Regions from separate parts of the Mus musculus genome. Here all the other regions are linked to region 1. A link is a contact called in ENCODE POLR2A ChIA-PET data. All regions are on one chromosome and are shown on one strand. Each heading gives the region's core, a stretch centred on a gene start or an enhancer-like site at or near the end of the contact. The rest is flanking DNA. Distances are from core to core; before and after follow the strand shown.

Region 1 (4,853 bases), core at 1,630-4,129:
AAGAAAGTTTGGATCAGAATTTTCTAAACATGCATACTAAAACCCACATTTTGTATAATTACAATAGCTTTCTGAAAAATTATTTTGGAGCCAAAAATAGTGGCACATGCCTGTAATCTTAGCACTTCAGAGGATGAGACAGGAGGAATGCAAGTTTAAGAGGTCAGTCTAGACCATAGAGAGCTACAGGCTAGCCTGAGCTATATTGTTTGATTCAGCCTCAAAAATAAACAAATAATATATATATATATATATATATATATATATATATATATATATATATATATTCAGCTCAACTTGGCCAGTATTTTTCACAAAATTAAAATTTTCCAATCATTAGTACCTTCTTTACTTCCTATCCTCCTCCCTACTCAACTCCCCGCCCAATAAATCCCCTTTGTACGTCTGGAAGGCAAGATACTCTATGACCCAGCATGATTCTAAGGCAATGTGAATATATAATTCTTACAAATCAGATATATAGCATTATTCACTCTTTACAGGAGAGAGACCAGTGATGTCCTGGATTTCTGAACACATGAATGACAAATGTATGTCACAGAGGCTCTGCTTTACCATTGGGGGAAACAAAGGGAAAACACACAATAGACAGTGGCAAATCTCGCAAACTTTATAAACACTGGAGAGCTTCGTGTGGATCACACCACAATCACAAAAGTAAACGGAGACAGTACTAAGACAAAGGAAAAGAGAAAAACTCTTGGTGGTCACTAGGAGTTTTCCGAAAAGGGTCATTCAATACTGTTATTACTTTCTAATTTCCGAAAAGGGTCATTCAATACTGTTATTACTTTCTAAGGCACCATTTAACACTATCACTAATTTTTAAAGAAGATAATTTGCCACTCACAAGGATGCAAAAATAATTGCTACTACCTTCTACAAGACATTTATACTCCATTATACTTGCATGGACTCCATTCCTTTCAAATGTTTCCAAAAATATATAGTCTTATAAAAAGCAAGGTTCTCTAATGAGAAACACTTTATTCTGTAGGTTAACTATAACACAGTTTAAAAGGCAACCAATTTATCCTCAATTAAAAACAAAGAATCACAAAGGCCCTCTGCTTATTTAAAATCATTACATAAAGCACCATCTATAAATGCAAAGAGGGTTTGAATATCTGACAGCTATAATAACCATAAAATGAGGCACACTTTAAAGAACAAAAAAACTTTGTTTTGTTTTGTTTTCTCCTTCACTGTGAGAAACACAAAATAACTCTAGTGGCCTCAAAGTCCTCAAATAAAAATATATTTATATGTACAATTCACATGTACATATATAGAAACCTATCACAGATATGTATATATCCCATTCACGGGAAAGAGAAAGATTCTTTATTTTTAAGAGTCGAAATTATATCAATTCTACCCCCCAAATTAAGTTAAATCACCATAAATTAATTAACGAGTAGTAAAATACTACATGCAGACCTAAGAAACTATATGCATAGGAGAAAAAAAGCCTCAGACTAAGGCCATGAATGAATAAGAACGCACAATCCCTGAAAATCACTAACCGGCATTTGGTTTCTATGAGAGAAGCACGGAGTCTCAAAATGAATAATCACAAAGGCAACTCAGTTTCTAAAGTTAACCAAGGTAAAATAACAACGAACCATAGCAGATAACTGCACTAAAGTATAAGCTTTAAGGAATCGCCACAAAGGGAAATTCTTCAAGCATGGATTATAATACATCCCTTGCCAGCAGAAATCTTGATTAAAAAAAAAAAAAAAAGTGGAGGGCCGTCAAAACCCTGAATGACATGCAAAGGCCAAACCAAAACGGGTCTTTCCTCCCACTCCAGTCCCCCCGCCCCCACCCCCTCAGGACAATGGGATCAGGGTCCTAACTGCAAACTTTAAAGGTGTAAGCCAGAGCAGTTTTACTGCAGCTATAACTGCAATCTACCCCTCATCCCGAACCTGGCGCACCCAAGAATACTTCTGGCCTGAAAACGTCACCGGGGTTTTGTTAAGCACAAATCAGACCCATCCAAAAATTTTAAAAAATAATAAAAATAACAAGTTTGCTCTCAAATACCTGGAGGATCCATTTCAATATAAAATATCAGTTCTGTCGAATAGGGCATCATCACCTCCCTCCAGTCTGCGTCATCGCGGTCCATACTCCACACCGTATTGTACATCGCGCTGTCAGGGGCAGGTCGTCGGGAAATATATAAAAAGCATATATATCTTTTATCTGATATTTAAAATCTAAATATATATTTGCAAAAGTTCCACACGGAAATGTACTTGGGGGTTTCCAACGGCCAGTACAAGTCCAGCCAAACTACTAGGATGAGGACAAGGTCCTCCTCTTCTCTCCTCCTAAAGCACCCAACAAAATACCCCGAACTTTCAAGCTACGGGGTTTTTACCTCAGAGGGTTACAGGGAAGCTCGGAAAGCAAAGAGCAGTGGTGTTAAAAAGCAGCTTCCCGAAAATCCTTCCTACACAATCGCTCTCCAAAGGGAAAAGCTCCCACCGCCTCCTAATCTTTCAGCGGAAGCCACTTTTGTGTCCTTCGGAGAAGAGAGAATGGAGAGGAAGGGGGAAAAAAGAACGCGTTGGGAGAAAGCTGGGGAAGTGACAAAGGCTTGAAAAGGGGGTTTGCGTTCAAGTTTCGGGGTCCCACTGGTCTGCGGAGAGCGATTCCCTCTGGGATTGGGACTCGGGCTCTATTCGCGTCAGGCTGGGAACCCAAGCTTCCGCAGCTTCGGGATGGCGACCCCTTGGAGAGTCCAGTCAGCTCGACTGTGCCCGAGTAGTAAAGGTAACCACGACAGCGCCGGCTCCCCTCACGCTCTGCCCTGGCTCCAACCACTAGAGTTTCATTTTAACTGCGCTGAGGGGACCTCCTCCCCCGCCCTCCCCCCTTGCCACCCCCGCTGAGGCGCCAACCAACCGGGCAGGACAGGAGGAAGAGCCGGTAGCTCGACTGTCCTTTCCACTCCTTTGCACCTTAACTGCAAAGATTGTCAAGTGCCTAAGAAATGAAGACTGCCACCACCCTCCGCTTCGACTTTTAACTCTCCCCGTCAGCCTGCGAGACTCGACACTTTAATCAGACTTTGCCATTACCCCCTAGCCTCGCTCAGAATGGTACAGTCCGGGCGCTGGCCGCTCGCCAGGAGTCGGAGCCGGGCGCACGCGAGCTCCTCCAAGAGTGGGGGGCGGATGGTGATTGGCTGAGCCCGGTTGCCGGAGCCCGAGCCTGCGTCTTTTGTCTGCCCTGCTCCAGCTGAGGAGCGGAGACGGCTGCGCGCCCCAAGCGAGCCAATCAGGAGATAGCCGGCGCCGGCCGGTAAGGCGGCGATTGGTCGGACCTCAGTTACTAAGCGGGACAAAGGCAGAGGGGAAAAGAAAAGAGGAGGAAGAAGAGGGGGTGTGGAGAAAGAAAGAAGGCGCAAACGGCGGTTACTGACAGGCTGGGCGAGCGCTCGGGGGCTCAAGCTGCCCGGAGACTGGCGGGGCTTCCCGCTGTGGCTCGGTCCTCCCGGACGAGTGACGAGGGGGAGAACGGGCTGGCGCGAGACTCTTCTGCCTGGAGACTAGCTGCGGGGGGAGGGGAGCGGCGGCAGCGGGGCGTGCTGTCACTTGGCGGGGCGCACACTCTTCTGCTCCATTGGAAGTCTCTGGGCAGAGTTCCTCCTCACAAACCTCTTCACCTTGCTGCGTTCGCCCTCCCCTACCCCGGTGTTAAATCATCAGATACAGCAAAGGTCGCCAAGCCCACTTGCAGGACTCTCTGTCCAGACAAGATCCCCATCGTCCCCCACCCCACCCCCCCCACACACACACTCCCTGAGGGTACCTGAACCTTGAATGTTCCTTGGGGAGTCATCCCCCCCCCCCCCCGCTACTCCGCTTCACACTGAAGGACTTTAGAACCCATAGTTACGCTCAAGCAAAGAGTGAGGCATCTCATCGAGCCCTCCAGTTCTAGTACTCAAATCAGAAAATAAAGAAATAAGAATTAAATAGATTTTTTAAATTACAGTGTCTGTGTGTTTTCTGTGGTAAGTCACAGGTGTTGCATTCCCCTACCAAAAAGGCGCTTTTCTGTTTCCCACTTCCTAACACACAGGTCCCTCCTTCCAAGCTTAAAGTTCTGAGACTTGCTTCAGAAAAAATGCTGAACATTTTCATGCATTTCAGAAACAGCTAATTAACTTGCTGGGGAACCCTGAATAGCTAACCTGTGCCTAGAATTGCCATCCTGCCATACAATACAGTCTGAGGAGGCCAAAACGGCTGTTTCCTCTTTACACTGGAGTAACAAAGCCCATTGTGTTTGAGTTGACAACCTGATTTAAGCTTGAGCAAAACCTATCCTCAGTAGCTCTGTGTATTGACTGGCCTCTAGAAGGGTCTCCACTTTTAATCCTCTACCTCCTAAAGGGTTCTGCCTTTCTTGTTTTGTTTTTTTGTTTGTTTGTTTTTGTTTGGTTTTTGTTTTGCTTTGTTTTGTTGAAACAGGATTTCTCTGTGTAGCCCTGGCTATCCTGGAACTCACCCTGTAGACCAGGCTGGCCTCAAACTCAGAAATCCGCCTGTCTCTATCTCCCAAGTGTTGGGATTAAAGACATGCGCCACCACTGCCCAGCTGGGTTCTACCTTTTCTTAAAAGTGCTCTGAGTTAAGCCAGTCACGGTGGCTCATTCCTTTAGACCCAGCACTCTAGAGAGAGAGGCAAGCAGATCTCTTGAGTTCAAAAACTAAGTCTGAGGCCAGCCTAGTCTACAGAGTTAGTTCCAAGGTAGCCAGGTCTACACAAGGAAATCCTATCTGGAAAAAAACAAAAAAGGGGGGGGGGGG
Region 2 (4,853 bases), core at 1,213-3,712, 98 kb after region 1:
TGAGCTGCCATGTGGTTGCTGGGATTTGAACTCAGGACCTTCAGAAGAGCGGTAGGTGCTCTTAACCACTGAGCCATCTCTCCAGCCCCTATCTTTTTCTTGAAGTGAAAGACTTAACAAGTTGAACAAACAGCACAATGGCCAAAGAATGGAAAAACCAGACTCTATCAACTTCTTTAATCTTTAGGGGTGAAAAAGTCACAGTATATGTGTGTTTCCAAGCCAGATTAAGGGACAGTAGAGCGTTGATCATATCTACCTCACGCCCTTCTCTCAGAAAGCACAGCAGGAGTGGGGCCACTCCCTATCCAAATCAGGCTCAGCTACATATGCCACTTGTGATAAAGCCAGTTAGGCTTCTGTTTCCCTGCTAGAGAACTGGTTTTTCAGAAATCATATGATTATCAATCTGCTAATTTAGCTGATATACTTGAAAGGCCCCAGCCCCCACTGCAACACATCCTGTCCTCCCTGGTCCTTTTTCCTCCCCTCCCCTCTGACTACATAAGCTAGTCCCAATACTTCAATGAATGAGCTGTCCTGTGAAACAGTCTCCTGGGTTGGTTCACCCCTGCCTTTCAGCACCAAGACCCTGCTCCCCTGATCCTCTGCATCCTGATGGCCACTGGTGTACAATGGCTGAGGGGCAGGGGCGGGGGGGGGGGGAGGTAGGCCCACAGATATAGGGTTAAAAATTAGGGAGGTTGGAGGTTGAGCCTGGTGGCATAGGGCTATAATTTTAGCACTAGGAAGTAGAAACAGGAGGTTAGCACTGGATACATCAGACCCAGTCTCAAAAGAAGCAAAACAAACCTTCAAAAAGGAAATACTTGCCAGGTGTGGTGGTGCACGACTTTAATCCCAGCACTTGGGAGGCAGAGGTAGGTGGATTTTTGAGTTCGAGGCCAGCCTGGTTTACAGAGTGAGTTCCAGGACAGCCAGGGCTATACAGAGAAACCCTGTCTCAGAAAAAAAAAAAAAAAAGAAAAAAAAAAAAAAGAAGAAATTGAGATTAAAAAAAAAAAAGGAAATACTTATATATTTTCTAGGGCTAGGTAGAGTTTCTTTCCTTTAAAGAATATTTCTCTGTTATTAGAGCGTGTATGTACATGATGTTTGTATGAGGGTGCGCATGTGCCATGCTGTACATATGGAGGTCAGAGGTCAAGTTTGTGGATCAGTTCTCTCCTTTCACCTTGGTGTGGGCTGTGGGCACTGAACTCATGTCCTCAGGCTTAGGTGACACATGCTTTTATCCACATCCACACATCCCTTATACCCCCCATTTTGAGACAGATTTTGACTATACAGCCCAGGCTGACCTCATAGTCATGGCAAAGAAGTTAACTGTTCTTTTTGTGTATGTGATTTTGTTTTTCATTAAGTTGCTCACAGCCTTCTTGTCTCCCAGCAAGATATTCCTATGGAAATTAAAATTTCTTCGGTTCATTGTTCCCAAAAGCCAAGGAAAGGACATAAGTATCTCTTTAGTATATCCTCATTTCTGCTAGGCGGGCTGGGGATGACAGAGGGTCATAAGTTTAAAGATAACCGGGTTACACAGCAAGACCTTGTCTCAAATAACAACAAACCTCAGCAGTGACCGCCTCACGAAGTTCTACCACTATGCTATATTCCTAGTGCCCCCAAGACACCACACACACACACACACACACACACACACACACACACACACACGACAAAATGGGGACAATAAACCTTATCTGAGGATAGTAAATGATTTATAATAGCTAAGGAGATCCTTTTAAGTAGATAGTGATTAAGTGTAATGGGCATGCTATTTTGATTAGTGAGCACTTAGGTAATACATGGGGGCTATGTTAAATACTTTGAACACTTTTTTTTTTTCCCGTTCTTGGAGGGTCTTTCTACAGAGCTGTCGCTGTCCTGGAACTCATTATGAAGACCAGGCTAGTCTCACAGAGATCTGCTTGCCTATGCCTAGTGAGTACTATAATTAAAGGCCTGCGCTACCAGGCGCAGCTACTTTGTTCACTTTAATTAGACCCTGTGAATAATCCCTTAGGAGAGGTACTATAATAATATCACTTAAAGGAAAAACGGATTTTTAGAGAATGGGTGACTATGCCCCAGGAAAAGACAGCTAGCTTATTTCAAGACATCTCAGACCAATTGGCAGTGCAGCACCAACACCTCCGCTCACCTTTTGACTGGCCACTGGCCTTGCCTGCTTCCAGCTCAGATTTCTGCTCCAGGTCTGGCACAATAAAGAGCCTGAATCAAATTCCCAAAAATGTGCTGCCTTTTGAAATCTATTCCAGTAGCAACTCCTCCGCACAGTACTTCGGTGCAAAACATCTATTTGGTTCAGCTGCTTCGGCCAAAGGCAGGAGCCAGGAAGAGGGACCGTTGGCAAGTAAGAATTCTGGCACCTGCCTGTTGCTGCCACCAGGATAAGCCACAGCTCCTAGTGGTCTGTTGAGCCTCTGGGCGGAAATCCAAGACCCTTATTAGCCTCAGCCCTAGGCCCGCCCCTTCCTTTAGGCCGGATCGTCGAGCGTCAAGTTCACTGAACGCAGCCAATAGGGGACTGTGGTGGCAGAGTGGCGGGAGGTTCGATTGACACTGCCTGGAGGCTCTTAACGCGCGCTTTGGGAAGAGGAAGAATAAGGGGAAAGATACCGGAGTCGCTCTTTGCCTCTCTTCAGCTTCTAAGATTCTCCTCCTCCCAACCTGGATTTTTAACTGGTCCTTCCTGGGTTCCTGTTTAACTTCCCACAAGGCGTTCCTAGGTCTCTGCTTGCCTTCCTCACACTGAGGTTTGATGTCGGTCCAGCTCTGGTAAATTCTATCCCTCTCCTAAGAATTCAGGCGTCTCGCCTTCGTACTTAAGACTGTACTTTTTCGTAGGTGTTACTCTCAGGGAAGCAGCCCAGCTAGGGACGTTATTCCAACTCCACTTTGCTCATCTGCAACTTCAATCTGTCTTCTTTCCCATCCTAGATTTAGACCCAGCTCCGCTTGGACTTGGCTTTGGATATTTTGACCTTGAGGAACTTGGGGACCGACATTCCTGGTTTGGACCCAAGCCTCATCCTCTGATTGCATCCCCTCCCCTCATACCGACTCTTAAGACAATATTTTCAATGATATAGCAACTTCCTTTTATAGCATCCCCTGGTCCTGCATTCTCTGTTGCTGAGTGCTTTTAACTTCGCTGATGGGCACTTGACATTTGATGCTTCTGGGGCCAGGATGGTAAGTGTGACCTTAAGCTGACTTAAGGGGCCTGGCTGCAGGATCACTGCAGGAACTCACTTTCTGTTCTCCCTTGCAGAGGAGGAGCTTAGCTCCCAGCCAGTTGGCTAGGAGGAAACCAGAAGACAGATCATCAGATGATGAAGACTGGCAGCCTGGGACAGTAGTGAGTGTTTAGGGGAATAAGGAAAATGAGGTTCATAGTCATCTTGAGAAAGTACCTTTCATACATTTTTGAAGCTTTTTTTTTTTTTTTTTTTTTTTTTGAGATGAGCTTCTCACCAGGTCTGTAGACTATGGTCTGTCTCCCAAATGCAGTGTGTGGTCGTAGGCATGTGCCAGGCACACCTGGCACTTAAGGTTTTTTTTTTGAAACAGTGTTTCTCTGTGTAGCCCTGGCTGTTCTGGAACTCTGTTTGTAGACCAGGCTGGCCTTGAACTCACACAGAGGTTCCCTTGCCTCTGCTACCCAGTGTTGAAAGTGAAGGTGTTTGCCACTACTGCCCCGCGTAAGTAAATTTTAATGAAAATTTACAGTATACTAAGCATTGGAGAAGATTAATAAAATTGTTATCCTTGGGGCTGGAGAGATGACTCAGTGGTTAAGAGCACTGACTGCTCTTACAAAGGTCCTGAGTTCAAATCCCAGCAACCACATGGTGGCTCACAACCATCTGTAATGAGATCTGATGCCCTCTTCTGGAGTGTCTGAAGACAGCTACAGTGTACTTACATATAATAAATAAATAAATCTTAAAAAAATTGTTATCCTCCAGGTAGGTTCACTAGAAATTAATACAGTTTCAGTTTTCTTGGTGGGAGGAGAATATCAAAACCAAGGAATGGTAATGTTGGGTTCCAGGCCTGCCAAAAGTGGGGGTGGTGGTGTACTAATATATTCTGTGTGCTTCCCTAACTACATAGTATATTCAGGCCAGCCTGGAATACATGAAAATCTGCGTTTAAAAAAAAAAAGTAGGATTTTGGCATATGAGAGCTTTAGAGTTTCTCTGATATCCCTGGCTGCCCCTGAAACTTGCTCTATAGAGATCAGGCTAACCTCAGAATTTAGAGACCTGCCTCTGGTTTCCAAGATCAGGGATTCATTTGCCACCATGCCTGGCTGGGTGTTTTTTTTTGGTCTATTTTGAGACATGAATTCTGTTATGTAGCTCTCTGACTGACTTGGAACTCACTGTGTAGACCAGACAGAGATCCACTTGCCTCTGCCTGATGAGTGGAAGGATTAATGGCATGTGCCACTTTTTCTGTCCTTAGAAGGTACTTCTTGTTGGTGTCTGTATATGAGTATCGGCCTGTGAAGAGAAGGGCCTGATAACTGTTTCAGGAAATTCAGATAGCTTGACAAGTTGTTACAAGTGTGCTCTGATGGCTTGGTGTTCACTCTTTTTAAAACTTATTTTGTAGGGAGTATGCATATGTCATGGCACTGGGTTTGGGTACCTAGCTCAGGCTGTCTGGTTCTGAGGCAAGCATCCATTCTGCTTAGCTGGTTCACAGCATCCTCCTCTCCCCCGCCTTTTGAGACAGCTTCTCTCATGTAGCTTAGGCTAGCCTCAAACTCATGCTATAGTTAACAGTAGTTTTAAACT
Region 3 (4,853 bases), core at 1,744-4,243, 79 kb before region 1:
TGGAATTATGTTGTGACCTGTCATGTGGGTCCTAGGAACTGAACTTGGGTCCTCTAGAAAAGCAGCTATCTCAGTAGCACTATACACCCAGCCATTTTAAATGTGGATGATGAAACTGAGTGGAAAAAAAGATTACCAAAAAAAAAAAAAAAAAGCCAGGCATGGCTTAATCCCAGCACTTGGGAGGCAGAGGCAGGTGGATTTCTGAGTTCGAGGCCAGCCTGGTCTACAAAGTGAGTTCCAGGACAGCCAGGGCTACACAAAGAAACCCTGTCTCAAAAATAAATAAATAAAAATAAACAAAACAAAAAGATTGCAGGGAGGAAATAGAATCCAATATACATGGGACTCTGGGTGTGGGTGTGGTTGGAAGGGCTACCTATTGTGATTTAACAGAGGGAGCTCTATAGCTGTAGGCAGGCGTGAGGGTCTGGGGATGGACAGGATGATCGTCAGCCTTCCTCTTAAGTCCAATGCATATGCGATACAGAGATGTCCAAGAAGATAAGTTCGGTTGTCTTGGGACTAAAGGCACAGCACAAGGTAAATAAACAGGTATTCCCTGACCATGCCATGTGGGTATTGTACCTTGAAGAGGGACAAAAGCATAAACTATAAAACTAAGTCCATTTCTCCTAGTCGCAGAGTAGAAAAACACTTCTGAGTATGAGAACCAATAAAATGCATTTACTTGAATGGGTGTTAAAGGGAGGAAATGGCTTTCATTTAATTTTGGATTTGTGTCCTTTGGGAGGTAGAAAGGTTTTTGTTTGTTTGTTTGTTTGTTTTTGTTTTTTGAGTTTTAATTTCCTCTTATAGGAAGGAGAACCTCTCTTGGCCCCAGTATGGACTTCAAGCATGCAGAACTTCTTACCTTACTCCCTAACCTGCTTTAGCCCACTGCCCTCCATGCCAAGAAAACCAAAAAATGCTTCACTGCAATGTCTTTATTGCATCTGGAGCAAGTCTGCCAACCATTCCAAGTCTTGGAGAAGGTTAAAAAAAGGAAAAAGCCCCAACAATGTTCTCACCTTACCTTCCCCCCACCCCTTCCCCACAACCGCACAGCAATGTCTGAACACATTTGGTGACAAGAACAATTTGCAAAAGTGGTCTAGAAATTACATTATGAATTGTTCCAACACAAGACACAGTTGGCTTCCTTCTGAGTCAGTTATTTTTACATAAACTACATGAAATTTTTTTATTACATCAAAGACAACAGAATAGATTCTTCACAAGAAACAACAAAGTACCAAAGTTACATGCGAGGATTTGTAAGGAAACAAGGGTGGTTGTCACAAATGGCTAGAGCTAAGTCAAGAATGAGCAGTTGGCAGCAAAGGACCAAGAATGGACCTCTGGTGTATGATGTCATGGAAACCTCAAGAAGATCTAACTGGCAGTAGAGATCATCCTAGAAATCAGAAATTGTTCAAGTACATTTTTTCTTTAAAGTTCTGGAGAATGGGTGAAGCTGGTACCTTGCAGAGAAGGGACACAAGGAAGATGCCACTCGGGCTTGAGTCTGAAGTAAATGTAGAAAGCTTGTGTCTTAGTAGTGTGGAGCTGTAGGATGTCTTCATCTATTGCTGGAGCAGTGACAAGAACATAAACAACCTACCTAAGCTGAACTATGCCAGGTGGAAACAGCTTTGTTTTGTTTTGTTTTTATTTTAAAAACTGTATCTAGCCAACCCAAAGCTGCTTTCCTGTTGGGGACTGGCTGATCTGGGGACTGGCTGATCTGCCTGCCCCTATGGTCCTAATCTGTCTCTAGCCTCTGCTTTAGTCAATGAGTCTACAGTTAAGATGCCAAAAGAGATAGTCCCAGGGCCTAGATCATGAGACAGAACTTTGAGCTAGCCTTGAGAAGAAGACCAACACCTGCTTCCAGACTCCCTCAGACAGCAGGGCCACTCTTAGGAGACTGCTCCTCATGCCATTTCCACAGCTCAGGATCAGATAAATCATGTAGTAACTTGGCAGAAAAATAAAAAGATAGCTTCCGATTTATTAAATGATCCCTGGTCTCAGCTCCCACAAAGTGGTTACTCAAAGGGAAAGAATATAGGACTGAAAACCTGTCTTTCTCCATTGTCCAGCCCAGGTGTAGATGCTGCTTTCTCCTGCATATCTTCCATGTCTGCCTACAAGGTAAAGACATTATTCAACACTAAAGCTGTATATTTTATCATTTTGACTTACTTGGAAGAGATTTCTTTAAAAAGGCGTTCAGGACATACTAAAATTTTAGTGCTGGATCAGAGGGATTCCTCACACCTAATCTTGAGCATATAACTGCTTCAGCAAGTTCAACATCAGTACAAAGTCACAGGTATTCCAATCAACAAATAGCCTGGCATTACTTGGTAAACTGAGCAAGATTTTAAGCTGGCAATTTTGAAAAAGGCCTTACAGAGTGGCTGAGGGTGGTCAATCTCCTCTCTTTCACACTGGAGCATGAACAAGAAAAAGCCATCAATGGCATGCCCTATCAACTGTGACAATTATTCAAAACTTTTGACCTATCTCTATACTGTGGTTTCTTCTAGACACTGTCACCAAAGGAAGTGCTCAGGGAAAGTCATATTCATCTTTATTTTGGCCCCCAAACTTCATCTTCCCTGATTGTAAGCCTGATGACCCAGGCACAGGCTGCTTGTCTAAACTGCCTGACTGCACATTACTGGGCTCAAGCAGCTGAGTCATACTGAGCCTGTTATGGCTCCAGAACTGACTCTGAAGCAGCTGAACTCTTAAATGAGTGTGAATCCATAAATAGATGGCTGCCCTCTCCTCTATCTAACTTCACTTAGCTGAAGGCTTAAACCACAGCCACGGAAGCATGAGAGCAGGCTGTGTGCACTGCCTTAACAGCAGGCTCACAAAAAGGGCAAGCAGGAAAGCCTGTGGATTATTTCCCCAGATAGTCTGAACTCCACGTCATCCCCTCTTCTGGCAAACGCTTCAACCACAGTATTGAATAACATGTCATGTGATGGACCCTTCACCATGGATACCAGGCCTCATGTGCCTGTGATTTACTGAGGTCTCTGACCACAAACTCGAGTCCTCCTTTAGCTACCTATGGCTCCCTAAACCCTATCCAAAAAAGGAAGGGGAGATGAAGGCAAATTAATCCTTGTATAGTTTTGGCAAGGCTTTTAAACTTGAGGAAGCACACAACAATGTTGTTCTCTATCATTATTTGGTATATCAAGCCATCTAAAAGCACTGGATTGCACTGTTTCTTTACTCATAAAACAACTTACAAGGGTTTCAAACATTTCTTTAAAGAAACACCACACAAGCACCAACTTCATTATGACTCAAAGCTTACTATTTCCACAAAATAATTCTATTCCTCATCTGAGAAACAAGGCCAGGGCAAAAGGAAATACACTGACCAATTTTAGTGTTTGTTGAAACTCACATTTCTAGTCTTTCAAGTTTTGGTACAGAAGTGTACATTCAGCTACTACTGTCCTCCCCTTAGACCTTGGTCTGGCGATGCTGCTTTGTTGGTTTTTGAACACAGTGCTTTAGAGGGAGGAGTTGGTGAAGATGCTGAAGCCTAGATTATGTTGATAAAATTGAAGTAACATCAACTGAAGGGGTCTTTTGCCTCCTTGGTTTAGATTCTGAAAATGTAATCCCATACCTCCCTATTTTCCTTTGGTTGTTTTTCCCTCCAAACCAAATCCCACTTTACCACAGAGCCAAAATCGGCTCTTTATTTGGGGGAAAGGGGAAGAGACTATCAAATCAAAACAACTCCCAGCAGAACTGTGACCTGCTGCATTCTTAGGGTTGAGGACAAAGGGATGTGGACTCTTCAGAAACTTCCAAATAAAACCCCCACCCCAACCCACAACAAGCCTTAGCTGTTCTTTTAAAGGTGCCTGACAACAAACCCAAACCCCATGAAACCAATATCTGCTTCCAGCTTAGTCCATCAGTGCAGCAGCACAGCCGAGGCCAGAGACCCTGGGCCCCTCATTTCTAAATCCAAGCTACTGCTTGGCCTCTCCATTTCACATTCACAGAATCACTTGTGCAAAACAAGCAGTCTACGTTGAAAGAATGCCCTCATCGTAGTCTAATAAAAACCATAGGAAAAAAACGGCTAGAGAGCGTGTCTCTTCCACTCTGCTTATCTGCAGAGCGTAGGCATCTGTGCATGGACAGGGTAGGCGAGCCTGACGTTGAGGGAGTCGTTGTGCTGAACCAGGGATGTCTGCTGGTAATGGAGCACCAGCTCCTTCAGTGAGCTGTACAGGTTGTAGGGTTCTGCAAAGCCATATCCTCGAGCCGTGCTGTAGATGACACAGTGCTTCACTTCCCCGTCTGCACTGAGAGACAACACAGGAAAATACTTAAGGCATGTCCAGGAAACAGAGGAAGTCCAGAGCAATTGTTATACATAGGATCCAGGCAGAAGCATCCTGTCAATCAAACACAACTGTGCCTCTTAAAGGCTTGACTTCAGGTATGTACAACCACCACCCATGTAGGCCTACTCTCTCAGCCCTCAATTCCTGTCACTCCACATACATGTCCATTTGTTAACTCCTCCTTTGTTGATTGTTGTAGCTTACAATCATGAGTGCTGATGTCAGGTGGCAGTGCTTTGGGTTGTTTTGGGTCCTGTGCATTTCAGAGGAATTTTAGAAACTTTTTTTTAATTTCTGCAAATATTCAGCTAGGGCTGTGGGCTGTTTTTTTTTTTTAAGATTTATTTATTTATTATATGTAAGTACACTGTAGCTGTCTTCAGACACACAAGAAGAGGGCATCAGATCTCATTACAGATGGTTGTGAGCCACCATGTGGTTTCTGGGATTTGAACT

What was found. ChIA-PET counts read pairs that join two places held with the same protein, here RNA polymerase II (POLR2A).
Region 2: POLR2A ChIA-PET joins it to region 1 with 32 read pairs in embryonic stem cell. The contact joins the promoter of 2510003B16Rik here to the promoter of Pik3r3 in region 1. POLR2A ChIA-PET finds 5 or more read pairs at or near these places in 3 of 5 experiments (Patski and embryonic stem cell).
Region 3: POLR2A ChIA-PET joins it to region 1 with 25 read pairs in Patski. The contact joins the enhancer-like site here to the promoter of Pik3r3 in region 1. POLR2A ChIA-PET finds 5 or more read pairs at or near these places in 2 of 5 experiments (Patski and embryonic stem cell).

The regions. Positions count from the first base shown.
Region 1 is chr4:116,219,634-116,224,486 of GRCm38, reverse strand. It overlaps Pik3r3 (phosphoinositide-3-kinase regulatory subunit 3), which reads right to left and starts at 2,879. Exons shown (of 10, transcript NM_181585.6): 1 at 2,074-2,879. The coding sequence starts at 2,179.
Region 2 is chr4:116,121,449-116,126,301 of GRCm38, reverse strand. 2510003B16Rik (RIKEN cDNA 2510003B16 gene) reads right to left here and starts at 2,462. Exons shown (of 3, transcript NR_131048.1): 1 at 2,186-2,462. Rad54l (RAD54 like (S. cerevisiae)) reads left to right here and starts at 2,613. Exons shown (of 18, transcript NM_009015.3): 1 at 2,613-3,240; 2 at 3,320-3,406. The coding sequence starts at 3,238.
Region 3 is chr4:116,299,136-116,303,988 of GRCm38, reverse strand. Pik3r3 (phosphoinositide-3-kinase regulatory subunit 3) reads right to left here. Exons shown (of 10, transcript NM_181585.6): 10 at 933-4,355. The coding sequence ends at 4,157. Among named protein-coding and RNA genes, the nearest start is that of Pik3r3, 80 kb to the right of the region's middle. Within about 2 kb of position 2,993, at least 1 of the 3 ENCODE cell types and tissues checked has a DNase peak (open chromatin) inside an H3K27ac peak, as active enhancers do.